Linked DNA regions of Homo sapiens: region 2 is linked to region 1. Evidence: chromatin loops called from intact Hi-C (ENCODE). Cell type or tissue: gastrocnemius medialis. All regions are shown on one strand. Links, peaks and the distances in the headings refer to the core of each region. The heading gives the core; the rest is flanking DNA.

What was found. Peaks named below come from ENCODE experiments on the same cell type or tissue, not always from the same donor. Only the 100,000 strongest peaks of a DNase experiment are listed, where the experiment ranks them.
Region 2: a loop joins it to region 1, with 7 times the contacts of the local background. A loop is called at or near these places in 1 of 110 quality-filtered maps.

What each region holds. Positions count from the first base shown.
Region 1 is chr17:78,673,541-78,678,899 of GRCh38, forward strand. It overlaps CYTH1 (cytohesin 1), which reads right to left. Exons shown (of 14, transcript NM_004762.6): 14 at 508-2,629. The coding sequence ends at 2,551. Among named protein-coding and RNA genes, the nearest start is that of SCAT1, 44 kb to the left of the region's middle. RefSeq lists enhancers at 1,519-2,397, 2,661-3,162, 3,163-3,662. In gastrocnemius medialis, for the core only: no CTCF peak of the experiment used is centred there; DNase peaks (open chromatin) are centred at 3,071, 3,493, 4,321 and 4,811; H3K27ac peaks cover 4,613 bases.
Region 2 is chr17:78,793,967-78,799,325 of GRCh38, forward strand. USP36 (ubiquitin specific peptidase 36) reads right to left here. Exons shown (of 21, transcript NM_001385174.1): 19 at 4,942-5,057; 20 at 4,434-4,585; 21 at 1,686-3,913. The coding sequence ends at 4,454. Among named protein-coding and RNA genes, the nearest start is that of CYTH1, 14 kb to the left of the region's middle. In gastrocnemius medialis, for the core only: a CTCF peak has its summit at 5,176 (motif pointing left); DNase peaks (open chromatin) are centred at 741 and 2,389; H3K27ac peaks cover 4,482 bases.

The DNA.
Region 1 (5,359 bases), core at 255-5,254:
AGCAAGGAGGAAACATCAGGCATGACTGCTGCTGTGTGGAAGAACGCGGACCAGCCCGTGGAGATGGACCCACAGAAGGGGCCAGCCTGGTGCTTTGCTGTCTCTCTGTTCGGTGCTGGTTCACCAAGCGCCTTCCCCTGCTTCTGGGTTCTAGCCCACCTGAGACTTTTCCCTGTTTATTCCCTGGCATTATGAAGTCATCTCTGGAAACTGAAATCATACTAAAAATGTATTATATTGACTGAAGGCATATTTCTTGATCTTAATTTAAAACTGATGTTTCACGTTTCTTCTAAAAAAGTGGGGGCGGTGCAAAGACTAAGTTACTTATCTTTTCTGACTCTGCTCTTCTTAACAGAAGACAGAACCCTCCTCCCACTTTCAAGGTGTTACAACTGAACTCAAGGTGCAGCTGGAGTAACACCCTCCTGCACAAGTGTCCGGTCAGCACCCCTTTCCCACCTCGAGGGCCCCGCCTGAGCCCAGAGACACCGCGAACAACAAAGATGGCTTGGGCAGAGTTGGAGTTTATTTGCTGCAGTTCCTTGGCGCTAGTTTACAAGGCAAAAACAAACAAACAAAAACAATTAGAATAATTATTTCTTAAAAACCCTGTCAACAACTTTCAGTCATTTCTTTATATTTTTGTATTTTGACAAAACTTCTTTTAAACAAATACAAAATAATCTAAAAGGAGAAAAACTATACATAGATTATTTACACCTCTGATAAATAGACTAATACTGACCCAGGTGCCTCTCTGTCTAGGAAACACTTGAGAACCAGGCCAGGGCCCGGGCCAGCTGGACAGGCTCCAGCACCGGCCCAAACACGCCCAGACCTCGGCAGGCACCACCTGGTTCTCCCACCCAGAAAGTTCAGGTTTCCAGCCTGGACCCTCTTCTGTCACCCTCACAAGCTCTGGCACAAAAGTGCCTAAAGCCATTCCCTCCAGGTAGGATCTACACAAAGTGGCGGGGAGGGAGGTGACAGACTGTCCCCCTCTATTCCTCCCACCACTCCTCTGCAAAAGCTATTTCCAGAGATGCTCGCCAACCCTAAAGGATCAGAGGAGCCGTGGCGACGCGGCCCTGTGAAAACCCGCAGCTCCTCCACCTGCCTCCTCAGGGCTGCGCCCTGCACCGCCCTGGTCCAGGGTCCTGTGGAGGGGCGGGGCGAGACGGCCAGACAGCCAGCCACCTGCTCTGCCTGGACTGGCATGCTGGCCCTGGCGGAGTGGCAGGAGCTGCCCTGAGAGTCCCTGAGAGAACGGCAGGAAAATGCTGCGTGTCACGGCTCCCTTCATACTGTAATGAGGAGGGGCAGGGCCAGCTCACACAGCGCCTGCAGGGGAAGACAGAGATGCGAGAGGCAGCCCGGCCACCCCCCTCACTCCAGTGCACCCCACGGAGCAGATAAAGGCCCATCTTCCCCTCTAGGGGGCCCACCACAAAATGCATCCAGAGTAGTCCAGTTAGGGCTGGTTTTGAGGCAGAAAAAGCTGAAGCCCTACGGGGATCGGGGAAGTCCTACTCCTTCCTCTAGAACGAGGACTGGAGTCTGGGGAAGAGGAAGAAAACCCAAAATGAAACAGGTTATCCGGAACCTCTGTCCCGATAACCTTCCTCACAGTTTTGGTTATTAGGTATTTAGCTCAAGGAAAATGCTGACTTTCTACTTTAAAGCCCAACAAGAACTTGGATTCTGAAGGAGGAAAATAACGTAAGCGTCCAGTCAGCTCTCTCCTCTCCTCGGCGCTCCGCAGGCACTTGGGATGGAAAAGCATCCGCGGGAGATGCCGGACTGCACGCTGCTGCCGACTGCGACCCCGGCCAGGGCAGGCCCCCGACTCTGACTGTGCCGTCTGAGGCTCCACTGGGCCTCTGCCCTCTGCGTCCTCGACCTCACCTGTCCATCTCGCCCAGACAAGCACCAGGCAGCGAGCTCCCACAGCACAGGAGAGGCAGGCCAGGCCCTGCCGCGGGCCCAGGCTGATGCCCCTTGGCCGCAGCCCCAGGTGCTCTTCTCCAGGGAGAAGCTCCCCAGCGCAGCCAGGGCAGAATGCACCTGAACAGCCCTACGTTCTCTCTTAAAAAAAAAAAAATAGATCTTTATAGTATGTGGCTTCTCTTCCTTTCCACCTTTTTCTCTTAACATATAATAATATATGGACACATGTATTTATGGTGCAGGGTTTGAAGGCTTCTTCACGGGGACAACCAAGAGGTAAACAGTTGGCTCTGAGCTCTGCTACCAGAACACTGAGCAGAGAAACTGGCCAGGAGGCTGCCCTGCCGACAAGAGCTCTGCCCTGTGAGAGAGGAAGGCTCTGGAGCCCATGCTGGACAGGTGGCCGGTCCTCTCTTCCCCAGTGATAACTGCCCACCCTTCTCCCACTTAAAAAAAATAGCAAAAGCTGAAGCTAGTCTCTAGGAATCCAGGGCGGGGCCTGGCAGAGGACGCTCTGCTCGGCAGCAGTGCATCCATGGAGGTGCGGGAGAAGAGCAGGAGCTCCAAGGCCCCCGCAGACCAACGCCCTTGGCTGCACGCTCAGTGTCGCTTCGTGGAGGAGACCTTCTTTTTCCGTGCTGCGAGCATTTCGTAGAAAGGGTCCCTGCTGATGGCTGCTCTGGAGCACAGAAAAGGGAGAAAACAGAGACGTGAGGGACAGAATCAGAAGAAACACACCCAGGCAGGGGATTCTCAGGGGCCCCTCGTGCCCCAGAACACCTGTCCCACCCCACCATCACTGCAAAGGCCAAGTTAGCGTCCTCCACCCTTGCTGTGTCCACACAGTGACCTAAGGTGACACACTTCGAAAGAGACACAGGAACACGTGACAAGAAAATTTTGGGGTTTTTACCTGTTTCAACATAATAATCAATTCACATTTAGGAACAGAATCATACCACATTCTTACAGCTATATTCCAATTCAGAGAAAAAGACTGGTGCTTGAGTTTCCATGATGACATCTGACTTTGCTTTGCAGCAGCGAGTGCCACGTAATCAAGCCGTGTCACATGCAGTCCTCTGGCACGGGGTGTGTGATAGCTGGCATGGTAATGCAGTGGGGCCTTCCAAGCCCCCCACGTGCACCTGCTCAGTAACTAAGGCTCCATGACTCTGCAGGCGGCACTGCCCAGCACGATGCTGCTGGTGGGGCACCATGGACAGACCGGCTGGACCTGGCTGGGTCTCCGGTGCACAGGGAGGGGGCCCGAGCTCATGCTTGTGCTACAGCCTCAAAGACAGCAGCGCAGGCCGCGCCGCGGGCTGGAGCACCTGCAGTGGACTGGCAACACCACAACCCTATGTCTGCCATTCTCGACTTTCAAGCAACTTATGGTCTAAAAGTCCTGACACTTAATTTCTTTCCAGGGAAGCTGTATCCTAAGTGATGATTTGTTCCAGAGCTCGGGCACAAGCCTCCTGACTGCAGGCAGGGCACTCACCCCTGCTGAACGGTGGCACCAGCAGCTGCTATGGCTCTCCTGGGCTGACCTGGAACCTATTCACAAGAGACAGTGTGTCCATGAGAAAATGCTTCCGCAGCTCCCCGGGGAATGCTAGGAACTGAAGAGCACTAGAAACATGTCCCGATGGGATCTCACTGGGAAGCGGTCTGACCACCTGAAGTGCTTTCACGAGGGAATCTGGCGGCCGGGACACCTGCTTTCATGTTTGGAGGTGTTGGGGTGAATCTCCCTTGGCTTCCTGGGTAGGCCAACCCTTTCGGGTAAGCTGGGGGGTTCTGCAGAGAGGTGCGTGTGGCACTGCCCTGTGTGCAGAGGCAGAGTGTCAGGCGATGAGGGGGGCTGGGCTGCGGTCGGACACCAGGCCCCAGGCCCGGCCCTGCCTGGCCCTGCCTGCTGCTTCTCAACTCCCGCTTCCTCACATGCAAGCTGGAGATGCCCCACCTCCACCTCCCTGGGTTCCGGAGAGTCAAAAAGAGATCCCATATTCAAAGAGCACATCTCAGCGCCTAGCCGACACACTCGATGGCAGCCGCTGTTACCGCTGACACGCAGTTCTACTGCTGTACCTCTGGGTACAGCGTGAAGAAAGTCCCAGCATTAGAGAACACACCTGATTCTACAGAACCGAATGCTGGGACCACCCACACGCAGGGGCACTAGAACTGAGGGTGCTGGGAACTCCAGGAAAAGCACTTCGTGAGAGGAAAACACGTCCTGAACTTGACCTCGAAAGCCTTTCTGGCAATACTGGGGAGGAGGCATCCACCAGCCAGATCATCTTCCTGCTCCTGTTGTCACCAATGTTTCCACTGGGAGGAGTATCTAGGGCCAAGGACAGCTGAGGCTGCACGGTGGTTACCAGTGCAGCTGCATGAGTCACACTGCTCAGGTTTGAGGACCAGCTCCACCTCTGTGGGGTTTTGGACAACTTACTCAACTTTGCTGTGCCTCAGTGTCCCTCATCTGTGAAATGGGGATAATCCTAATGGTCCCACCTCGCACTGGGTGCAAGAAGGTTTGAGGACAGTGTGCCTGCAGAGTGCCAAAGGGGGTGTCTGCAGATCCCGAGGCTGAGGCCAGCCCGCTCCGGGACAGAGCAGAGGAGTCCAGCAAGCCCACAGGAGAACTTGGCACTCACGCTCATGAAAGGATTGAATGATTCTAAATGTGACTTTGAAAAATGCTTAGTTTTTCTGACTATAGAAGTAAAAACCATATGAAAGACACATGTACAAAACCAGCCAAAACTGTTTTGAAAGACCAGTGAGGGAGGACAGGGAACTCGCCAGCCAGCACAGTCAAAGGACACCACGATGCCACAGGGGGAGGGGCGGGCGGCGCTCACGCTGGGAGGCGCGGTGGAGCAACAGGTGCATGAAGCGTGGTGGGGGAGCTGGGTACACTCTAAGGAGAGCATATGAAGTCAGTGGGGGCGATGCCAATGAATCCATAAATGGTGTCCGGACCATCAGCTATTCATTCATGAGAACAAACTTAAACCCTTACTTCAAATCTTATATAAAAAATACATTTCATAATGATTCAATAAATTTTTTTTTCAGTATGTTAAAAAAAAGGATACCGGTCCCCCACAACACTGCTGTTTTCTTCCCCAGAACACAGGGCTGGTGCCATTACTGGTAGGGGACTCTGAAAACACCGTGGCACCGCGTCTGCTCAATGGAGGGTGGGCTGGCCCCCGCTCAGGGCCACACTTCCCATGATGGCTGTCATGCCAGGGAAGCTGCCAAACCCCATGCCCACTACACAATCTCATTTAATCCTCAAAAGAGCCCCATGAGGCAGAAATGACCTCTATCACACAGAAGAGGTAGGTTACCCACCTACCAGGCACTGCGCTCAGAGAGACAGAGCGAGGAG
Region 2 (5,359 bases), core at 332-5,331, 120 kb after region 1:
CTTCCTGAAACCATCGGTGAGCCGCTTGCTTCCCTGGCTACTACTTGGCCTCCGAACCCAACTAACCACCCTAGCAGAAATCATCTTAAACTCCACCCAGAACATTCCACCCTATCTGTCATCTCACCTCTTGAGTCCATCTCCTAAATATCCAAGTGACCTCACTTCTAGCCTATGCTACTAATGCCAATCTCTTAGCTCTAGCCTTGGCCACTTCTCAGCCAACCTGGCGGCTGGTCATGCTCACCTGCTGTTCTCTGCACTCCACCAGCCGCCTTTCAGGCCATCAGGCAGCCTGGAATCCACTATCAGCCTCAGGAGTCTAAAAAGCACATCAGACCTTGGTAACCCTTCTTGTCCAAACTGTCAAACAAAACCTGCCCTGCGCTTTTGCACCTGACTTACAGTTAGCCAGCTGAGTCCTGCTGGCCAGCTCCCACTGCCAGCCCCCTTTCAGAATGTCACCTCACCCCACGGTGCTTCAGGCAGAGCTCATGACAGGCTCCTCATGGCCTCCCTGCATCTCCCTAACAGCACTCACCCTGCCCTGGAGCCGTCAGTCCTGCCGGTGGGACTCTGCCCGCCGCCTGCGAGACGACGTGAGTGTGTTCACTTTTATACACACCCAGAAGTGGCCCTAGTGTTTGGGAAACGGCAGTTAAGAATGGAAAAGCCTGTCAGGCGCGGTGGCTCACACTTGGAATCCCAGCACTTTGGGAGGCCAAGACGGGCAGATCACGAGGTCAAGAGATGGAGATCAGCCAGGCGCAGTGGCTCACGCCTGGAATCCCAGCACTTTGGGAGGCTGAGGCAAGCGGATCACAAGGTCAGGAGTTAAGAGACCAGCCTGGCCAACATGGTGGAACCCCATCTCTACTAAAAATACAAAAATTAGTCAGGCGTGGTGATGCGTGCCTGTACTCCCAGCTTCTTGGGAGGCTGAGGCAGGAGAATTGCTTGAACCCGGGAGGCAGAGGTTGCAGTGAGCGGAGAATCGTGCCACTGCACTCCAGCCTGGGCGACAGAGGGAGACTCTGTTCGGGAAAAAAAAAAAAAAAAAAAAGTAAAAACCACAGCCTCGCCCATGTCGCCACTGCACCCAGCGTTGGTGTCAGATCACCACCTCTCCAAGCCTCAGAACCCCCTCAACCGCTGCCCAGGCTACAACGCAAATGCCTTCAGACACAGCCTGGCTGGCAGGAAGGCCTCTGGGTCAGCAGTGTGCCCTGCTCTCTGCCACCCCTTTGGTTTGGATGCAGGAGCTGCCTCACCTCGCTTGTTCTTACTTGGCTGTCCTCATTTTGGGGTGTCCAGCCAAACCCCTAAAGAGAAGCGAAGACATGATGCCCTGTGTTTGGTGGATACCGTGGGGTGGAGAAAGCTTACTTCCAAGTTGCTAAAGGGAGATGCGGGGAGCCACACACATCAGGTAACAGCTGCAGAGCAGCATTCTCAACAGGAGCCGCTGCACGGCAACCCGCCTGCGCCCCGGGGTTCATTCAGCCTCTTGGTCACCTATTCACTAGGGCTGCTCTCATAACCTCCTGGTCACTGAGCTCCCTGCAGGGACCTACCTGCCCCTCCTAGCCCAGCCTCAACTTCCAGGACAGGTGGAATCAGCGAGACTGTGGTTGGGATGTACTTTAAAAAAAAAAAATCAAATGAAACCAACAAAGACACAGAACTCACAAAACCGGAGTATTTTATTGCACCAAGATCTTGGCAACACGTGGGGCTCCCCAGGCCCCCGGAAAGGAGGTGCAGAGGATGGGACACAGACCTCTGCACACACACAGGTGCGGCCATGCAACCAGGACGCGGGGCAGGCAAGTGAGAGGACCTGGGAGAGGTAGCTGCTGTACACAGGCCCCACTCCCTCCAGCTCCATTCCCAAGCACAAAATTCAACAGACCCAGATCCTAAGTCAACCAAGTGACTGCTATGACAAAGGCTTGGGTTATTGACATTTACTTACATACGTGTACAAGACCTAGAGTTTGAACTCGTTTTCTGGGCCTCATCTTTCCCTTCCCTATCTGGTTGATGACTTCGGTGGAGGGAAGGGACGTGACTCCACCCAACAGTGATAAACGCTGCAGAAAGTCATCTCGTGCTCACCACTGCCCAAGAGTTAACGAATGTATGTACCCCAGGAAAAGGTTTTACAGTTATCTAGTGGAGAAGGGAAGAGACTGATTTGGAGGAGAGAAGGGAGAGAAAGGAACGAGATAAATTCTGTGCCAGCAGACAACTAACATTTTCAACTACAGAACATCACACGGTAAACATGGCAGAGGGAACAGTTCACACAGGAATGCAAGTCAACACCCCGAGAAGAAAAGGAACATACCCTGCCCGTGAAGGCATGTGCTTTCCCTTCCAGATAAGTTACAAAGCCAGAGCACGGAAGCCAGGCCCTCATCTTTGAACATTCAGAGACTGGTCCGCAGGAGAGGGCACCCTGAGCAGCTCCACTCACTGCTGCTGGGACACAGGTGGCCACAGGAGCTTGATTCTCTCCCACCCTTCTAAGAAGAGAAACGTAAAAACAGAAGAAAATCCAAAAAGAGACACCCACCCACATGGAAAAAAATAAATGTATCTTCCCATATTAAAAAAGCAATTCCATCTACACGCCAGTAACCACCCAGGCCCCGAGCACAGGGGCAGGAAGCAAAGCTGCCCCAGGGAGAGGGGGTGCAGACAGCGAGGCAGCCACCCGGGACAGCAGGATGCCTCTGGCCCAGCAGAGCCACACTGAAGGAGGTCTAAGTCCAACACCACGTTGTCCATCTCCACCTGCGACGACTCCGGGAGGAAATGACGGGGACAGACCCGATGAGGAAGGATGTTCACGGTCACCTTCACACTTCCCACTACTATGAGGGCATTTGTCTTTTTCCTGAAAATATCACCTTCTCTGAGGATTTCCTGTATTTATTAAGTTACAAGTTGGCAGGCACAGCTTGAGCAACATAGAAAAGTAATCTTCTTGAGTTATACAATCATTTAAATTCCAAAGCACTCACAAAATTGAGCAAACAAAGCCACTATTTGCATATTTGGGAAAGGAAACATATTGCTAATGGAAGCCACAGGACTGGTCAAAAATAAATGTTTTGTATTAAGTAGTAAAATAAATGGAGAATTCTACCCCAAAGCCTCCACCTCAGTGAAGACCTGCGGGTTATTGCAGCTGCAAGGGAAGCTACAGCACAGTCGTCTCAGAATAAACAGCAGCCTGGAAAGCAGATGTATTCGCAGGTATCGAGGGCTCCTCCGACCCCAAATAGCCTCTGCTCTCCAGGACAGTTGAGAGCTACTCACAAGGAAGGGGTGCACAGTAGGGCCACCCTCTCGAGTTCCATAAAAGGGAGAGGTGGCTGGGTGGGGTCACCTCTTCCTTTCTGAGGACAGGTAAGGCCAACAGATGAAGGGGTCCCGCTGAGGAAGCAGGGGAGGGCGGGCTCGGACACAACGGTGGCGTCAGCCCCGAGAAGCAAGGGATGGCTTGCCCAGAGCCACCAGCTATGCACCGGGAGACCACCTGGGGGACATGTGGCCACCATCCCCCACTCTCCTGATAGCCCCAACCAGGGGCAGCAGCCTCTGCCAGCACAGACCACTGTCTATGAAACATGAGAAGGCACAGCCTGGCAAAGATGTCCAGCAGGTGTGCGGCCACCTCTGCTCACACACACACTGTCGTTTCTCTTGCAGGGCTGGTCGGGAATGTCACCAAAGAGGTTCCGATCTAGAGAAGCCTCAAAGCCTCTGTGTTGGGCGGTCTGTGGACACTGGTACCGGGAGAGCTCCTACCGTGACAGGCTCCCAGCGCAGCAGAGCCCACACAGAGAGCTCCCTCAGATCCAGACCGACAGCTCCCGGGAAGGGACGCCTTGTCTCCAGGAGGCTGCAGAACAAACCACGGTAGTCCTGACAGAGAGAAACGAGACCCGAATCTTCCCACTGCCACCCTCGGGTATGAGTCCAACCTAGGAACCCAATGCATGGCATCTCGATGCGGCTGGCAAGAAGTCACCCTTCTGCAAGTGACTGGGACACATGCCAGATATACACACAACCCACATCCCACACACACCCCACACATGCCCTTCTCCAAGTGACCAGAACACATGCCACAGATGCCAGGTGTACACACCCCACACCCAACACACACTACACACACCCCCTTATACACACGCATCCCACACACACCCCCTTATACACACGCATCCCACACACACCCTTCTCCAAGTGACTAGGACACACACCACAGACGCGCCCACACCACACACACCACCCAACACACATGTGCCAGATACACAGCCCACATACATCATACACACACGCCACACCCCACCACACCCCTACACACATACACGGCACACACACCCCCACCTCACCCTTACACCCACCCCCTCGGAACCGACCTCCTTCCACAGGGGCACAGTCAGCGGCGATAGCTGAGGCTGGCAGCCTTTGCTGGGTGAGTCACAGACCAGAAGTTCCGTCGAGTCTGAAGTTTCTGGAAGGCGTTGAAGTTTCTCCTCTTCTCTCTCTTAAATTTTTTAATTTTCTTTTCCTAGACCAAGAATCACAGGCATCACAGTTCCCAAAAACGGCTCTTTCCTGGCCCACGGGGCTCCATGCTGCATGCAGGTCCTGCACACAGGCCGGGCTCTCATGAGCTCTCTGGAGACCCACTCTTCACAATGACCCCTGTGCACGGCGACCTGCAGTCCCCCTATTGACAAAGGGGCGGAAGCTGCGAGGATGCATGCCCTGTCCATGGCCACACGCCCGGACAGGCCTGGGCAGCCTGGCTCTTCTCATGCTCGGCCGCTTCATGCCACTGCCGCCACCTCCAACTGCCCCGGCTCTGAGCTGAGCCACGCCGCCCTGCTCCCTCAAGCCTGTGGTCAGCATCACACATCATACCTTCCCTCGGTCAAACTCTTCGTCCCAGTCATCAACCACGGTCTCAGTCCGGGCCTGTCTGCTGTCTTCAATAGCATCCTGACTGACCGCCGACATCTTGCCATCCCAGGTCAGAACTACCAGGCAGACACGGGGGTCAGCACGAGTGCAGGTTCCCAGGTCCCCTGTGGCTTCACTTCAAGAGTGTCATTTACCAACTAGTCTACTCATAATTAGTCAACAATTTTGAGTGCCACCTTGTGGTGAAGAGAAGGACAAGAGGAGGACGGCTCGACGCCCATGTGTGGTCGGTCAGCATGGAACCCCCAGCGATGCCCTCTTAGCTAAACCCTAAACCACAGCCAAAGAGTTCAGTTCTTTCTAAACCCATGCCCTCGTCTGAGGAACAAAGATGTCATGTTTGGTCTCGAAGTCTGAA